2 separate regions of the Mus musculus genome follow, and region 1 is linked to region 2. Evidence: chromatin loops called from intact Hi-C (ENCODE). Cell type or tissue: heart. All regions are shown on one strand. Links, peaks and the distances in the headings refer to the core of each region. The heading gives the core; the rest is flanking DNA.

Region 1 (2,915 bases), core at 135-2,634, 66 kb after region 2:
CACTTTCATTTGGTGAGCAATTTAATTCAATTAAAAATAAATGGGTCTCCTTGGCTCAGTGGGCACACCGATGTACAGAGCAACACTGCCCTTAACTTAGTTCCGGTGTGTTTAGCCCCAGCCCAGAGCAGCAAGGCTGAAGCACAGACCCAGGCCAAGGCACTCAACTCAATAGGAACGGAGAGTATACCTCAGCCCAACAATGGAGCATCATACCCTGTATATTCATAGCAGTAGAGCACCATACCCTATGGATCCACAGTGTGGTTTCACATAAAGGTGCCCTGTCCCTTGTGGGACAGAAGCATGTAAGTATATCAAAGTAAAAATGGCGGTAGTCTCGAGAAATCTACCTGGAAGTTGGTGGGTGACTTATGTATGTGTGTAGCATTGTACACACATGTACATGCTGTGTGTCCACACATGCATGTAAACATACACGCAAGCCAATAAGTATACACACATATACTTAGAAGTATATAAGTATGCATACATGGAAATATACACAGACTCACATAAGTCTACACACAGATGCAAGTGCACACAGAGCCATGTATATATACACACATATACATGGATACACACAGACATTTGTAACTATATACACTGAGCTTAGAGTACCATACACTATGCCCTTGATTGCAAACATTTTATACCAGTTGGGGAAAACGAATATTTTTCTGCCTCAAAGTTCCACCTACCTCTGTCATTATTCAGTACCCAAAGAGGCAATTAGGGCATGCAGAGAGTCCCTACTCACCATCTGGCTGGCTAAGACTCACTTAAAAAAATACTAAGGTCATTTGTTTGGTATAAAAACATATATACTTCTTACAGTGCCTTGGGAAGACATAACAAACCTAAGGGTAGGTGTCTGCAGTCAAAGCTCTGGGGACAGATCCTCTGGAGACAGTAGTTCTGGGAGTTTTAAAGTCTAGGTAGGACTAAGACATGTGGGAAGCCTGAGGTTCAGTCCCCACCACCAGTTGATGTGATGGTCTATTCCTAGCAGTGAGAGGAAGGTAGGACTGCACACCTAGTTCTGGTTGGGCAATGGTTTCAAGACCAGTTTCAGAATAATTCTCAGGGGCCTTGGAGGTCACGGCCCCATGGCCCCTGTGATCCGAGGGCTGTATCACATGTCACCAGCAGAGCTGAGGCTGGGGAATGAGCGCTGGCATTCCACAGGCTATGTCTAATAATAACAATGTTATCAACACTGGGAGGCTGAGCTGGCCTGGAGTGTGTGGCTGGGTACCCAGAGGCCAGTGCCCTGAAAGGAGAGCCATGCTGGGTGAATGGAGAAGAAGACGCCAGCCTGCAGACAACAGCTTGCGGCTAACATCAGAAGCCCTGGCAACATTTTACAACCTGGACACATTAATGGGCTGGTGGTTATCTGGCAGGAATAGGAAGCTGGGTTTGGAAACAATGAATCCTTTTTAGGTACAAGGTCGGTGCCTGAGGGACCTTGAGGCTGAGCCACCCCGCCCTCATTCTCATGAGGGAACAGACCCCGGAGCTGGGACGCCAGCTTTCTGGAGGGGGGAGGGGAGGCCACCCTTTCATGGCACAGAAGGCCTGTGCTGAGCACACCACACCCAGGTCCCACTAAGGCTTATGGGGAAGTTTCCAAAGCTGGAGCAGGGTGGGAGCTGGGGGACCCCAGAGGTTACTCCTTTTAAGCCACTTCTCAGTGAGAATGAAGGCAACCATTGCCAGCTCTACATGGAGCATCAAACCTTGTCTGAGTCTCTGATTGTAAGACCTGAGTGAGAAACTGAGACTTTTAACCCTTTAGTCTCCTCCCCCTCCAGTAGGGTAAAGGGAGCCATGTCCAGTACAAGAGCCTATGTATGATTGGCTGAGGTCACACAGGGGACATGCTTAGCATCATGTGAGAAGGTGGTCAGCACTAGGGCCTTTCCACAACATTGCCTCTAGCTAAACACCCCCCCCAATAAAGGCTGTTCCAACCTTCTTCTGTAGGCCCCTTCTTTGCTTTGTTTTGTTAGTAGTGCCTACTGCCTAACATCCTATGGTGTTATAGTTGTGATCATGGGGAGAAGAGAGACTGCTTCGTCTTCTGATTAGTCCCAGGTACCTAGGCTCATGCCTCATATATAGTCGTGACCCTATAGCCACTGAATAAAAGATAACATGGTTATCTCAGTCCACTTTCTGTTGACAGAGTACCCAAGGCTGGGTAATCCATAAATAATAGAGATATACTTGCCCTGTGGTTCAGTGGGGTGGCAAGTCCAAAAGCATGGGCAGGTATCTGGCAAGGGCCAGGGTACTTCTTCATTCCATTGTGGAAGGCAGAAAGGTAAGCACTCTGAGCAGGATAGAGCAAAATAGTAAATCCACTCTTGAGATAGCCACACTCATAGCACTGTGAATTTATTTAAGGATGCAGAACACCAGGGCCCATTACCTCCTAACACATGCTTGGTGGGTCAGCCACTCATTCGAACCATTGCAATGATGATGACGATGAAGGGGAGGGTCACGTGTGAAAAGTCCCCAGTGGATCCCCAGTGGACCTTCTGGGGTCAATATCTGCAAGTCGTGTGTAGCTGCTGACTCTGGGTTGAAGAATTCTCTAGCAGAGAGGAGGAGGAAGCCGAGGAAGCCATAAGAAAGTTAACTGACTCCTCACCAGACCCCAGAGGAGATTACATCATCAAGTCCTGAGGTGCAGAGGTCCTTCTGGGTTGAGCTGTGCAGAGCTCCAGCAACGCAGCTTTGAGGATTTGTCACCCAAGCAGAGGTGGGATTCCCAGCGATGCACCTACCCCAGCCACCCATATCTTAGTAAATAATGTCCATAAATTCATCACTCACCAAACTGAACTCAAGTAAAATGGTTGCTTTAGTCTGTTAGTTGCCCTATCTATGTGGTCTGAGTAGAA
Region 2 (2,915 bases), core at 220-2,719:
AAAGACGTTCAGAAGTCGTCTGGGAAATGCTTTGGTGTCTCTGCTTGGTGAACTGTCGTGTTCATACATATGGAGGGTTCACGCTGTGTGTTTAGTTTTGAAGAACATTTTAGAGTCTGATTTTTCTCAGCACATCTCTGTGCAGGTTACACATTATGGAAAGGGCCCAAAGATTAATTAAGAGTAACTGTAACATTTTATATATGGATATATATATATGGAAACATACTTACATGTGTGTGTAAAATATATAAAAATATATAATTATATAAGCCCCCCCCAAAAGGCTTTGCAGATTTTCCGAGATGCCTAGCCAGCCCTGTGCCTCAGATGTATTTAACTCTCCTCTTAAATATGAATTCAGCGGTGCCCCCGAAGTTGAGACCACTTTTCTTTCAACTTGCAATTGTTTGCCAGCTCCAGTCCCTGTGACTCAGAGGCATCTGCGGCTAGTTCGAGGGGTTTTGTTTCAGTCAATGGGGAGGGTCTGGGGATGCTGGGGGTGGGGGAGTTATTTATTTATTTGATTTGGTGAGTCCCGGAGTTGTAAAAAGCTGTCTGAAATATTCATGCAGAGCGGTCTGAGAAGCCGGGTTTCTGTTTTATTTACTGCACAGTAGAACAACCACAGCGGATTAGTTCTACAATACCCGTAACAAAAGCCCAACAGCTGATGCATGTGATGTTAGGAGGTGACAAAACAGTTAAAGTATGCTGCTGGCTATGGGCAAGCCAGTCAGCAGATGCAGACAAAAGGCCTGTGACAGGAATAACTCTCTCCAAGGCGAGCAGTGAAGAGTATCCAAAATACCAGCACCCTTTTCTCCTTGACATTGTCTTCTCGAAGTCAGCATTTTATTGCCCTTTTATAGTATTAAAAAAAAAAAAGTGGGGAAGGAGAAAGAAAGAAAACCCACACACGAACGGATTCACCAGAACGCAAGCAGGGGCTCTCCTTTCTCCCCTCTCAGCCACTCCTGTCAACCTTATACGCGTCTTCCGTTTACATGTTGAAGTTTGGGGTGGGGGCTGGGGATTAGCTTACAAGACAACGTGTCCAAAACATCTTCCTTACAAAGACTGGGACCTGGTGATAGGCTGAAGCGGCCATTGGGCGGTGGTTCTTGGGGTTCTTGGGGCTGCAGGGGCGGGAGGGGGCAATGCTTGGCTTGTTTTCTATCCATTTCAGTAAAGATGATTCCATTGGTGAGCTGAGGCCAGTGGGCCAGTTTTTGAAGGGGATCAAGAATGGAGGACTGTCCACTGGGACCTGAGCAAAGGGCAGGGTTATGGTCCCCCCTCCTCCCCTACAAGAGGCTAGTGAGTGAGCTGACCGATGCTTCAGAGGTGTGAAAAATCAGCTTCCCTGTCTCCAGAAAATAGGAGAGACTGTCTTCTTTTTAACCTTTGTAATTCCCCCCTCTATTCTCTGTGACATTCATTCAGCTGCCAAGAGCGTTTGGCAAGGTTTGGGCCAGCGAGCACACTTCCAGTGACCGCTAACCTTGGTATGTCCTGACACTTATGATGAGTGTCTGCAGGACACAGAAGGCAGGCAGCCTGCTATGTCAGGCTTTCATTATGGACTGCAGAGACTGGGGACGGCCAGTTTAATAAAACAAATCACCCTTGAAGGTAAAGCAACTGGGAAGAGGAGGAGGAAGACAGGAGGGGGATGTCTTTGCCACTCAATCCTATGAGAGAGAGAGAGAGAGAGAGAGAGAGAGAGAGAGAGAGAGAGAGAGCACAAAACACCCCCCCCCAGCCAGCCAGTCCACTGCATGTGTGTGCTGCCCAGCTGTGTACTGCGCAGATGTAAACTCTTTTCTTCCATCCTTCAGGAACCCACAAGCCCCCGCTCACTCTGATCAATCAGTAAACGAGAGCAGACAATCAGGATGGAGTTGGTAGATGCTTGTTGGTCATCTCCCCTCAGAGTAGCCAGTGTATTCAAGTACCTCATCATGAGTCTGTCTTCTAAATGTCAAGGCAAGACTATTTGGGGTGAGGCTCCTAGGCTGGGATGCCTTTTTATCAGAGCAAAGTTTCCACTGTCCCCTCCTGAAGAACTCTGGCCAGCCAGCTCCCACAATAGCCTCCTAGGTCTGCCAAAGACTTTGGAAGCCTTTTGTTTTTCCCCTGTGGCATGTCCAAAGGCCTGGCCTCCCCCCTCCCCCGCCCCCGGCCGCCTGCATTGTCTTGCATTCCAGTGACTTGATTGACTGTTGCACCTGATGCTGAGGAGACTCAAGGGTTCACTGTAGAGATTGTTGGGTTCTATTAAAAGAAACCCAGATAAGGGATTACTTGTCACTAAGGGCTTCTCTGCAGATGTTTATTAGTGATTGGAAAGCCATTAGGTGTGAGGAGGTGCCTAAAATATGGGCAATGTCATGATCCTAATCCTGAACCCCGATGCGCCCCCCCAAACATCAGGAAGATGCTGCCTTCCTCAGGTAAATGAAGGTGGAGAGGGGTTCTGAAGAGAGAGCTGAGGCTCTGTTTTCATGAGTGAGATCTCTACCTGTGGGTGGAACACCTCAGCATTCTCTCAGAATAGCCATTGTTACCCCACACTGACCTCTGGAGCCACCATCAAAACAGGAGCTGCTCCAGTATCGGAGGAGCTCCAAGAAGCCTTTTACCCGACACGGTCCTCTGAGTGTGCACTGCCCAGAGCAAGCAGAAAGTTAGCAAGCTGCTTCATCTTGCACAAAGAGGACCCTATTCCCAATAACCAAACCAGCAGCCAGTAACTCTCTTAACCCATTTTATTTACATTGACATTACTGGCTCCCCACACATGGTTTTCCTCAGTTATAGAGACACAGCTGGTCGGGAACTGGTTGCCTGGTCAACCGGCCTTTTATAGAAAGGACTGGATCCTCGCTGCACCCAGGAAGGAAGAAGCAGGA

Evidence for each region. Hi-C counts contacts between places; a loop is a spot of excess contacts. Peaks named below come from ENCODE experiments on the same cell type or tissue, not always from the same donor. Only the 100,000 strongest peaks of a DNase experiment are listed, where the experiment ranks them.
Region 1: it touches region 2 in a loop (2.7-fold over the local background); 4 of 42 quality-filtered maps call a loop at or near these places.

The regions. Positions count from the first base shown.
Region 1 is chr1:190,060,387-190,063,301 of GRCm38, reverse strand. The region is part of intron 1 of Gm30446 (a long non-coding RNA gene); the gene reads right to left. Among named protein-coding and RNA genes, the nearest start is that of Gm30446, 13 kb to the right of the region's middle. In heart, for the core only: a CTCF peak has its summit at 1,113; a DNase peak (open chromatin) is centred at 1,241; H3K27ac peaks cover 2,500 bases.
Region 2 is chr1:190,126,647-190,129,561 of GRCm38, reverse strand. The region is part of intron 4 of Prox1 (prospero homeobox 1); the gene reads left to right. Among named protein-coding and RNA genes, the nearest start is that of Prox1os, 42 kb to the left of the region's middle. In heart, for the core only: no CTCF peak of the experiment used is centred there; DNase peaks (open chromatin) are centred at 651 and 1,471; H3K27ac peaks cover 2,500 bases.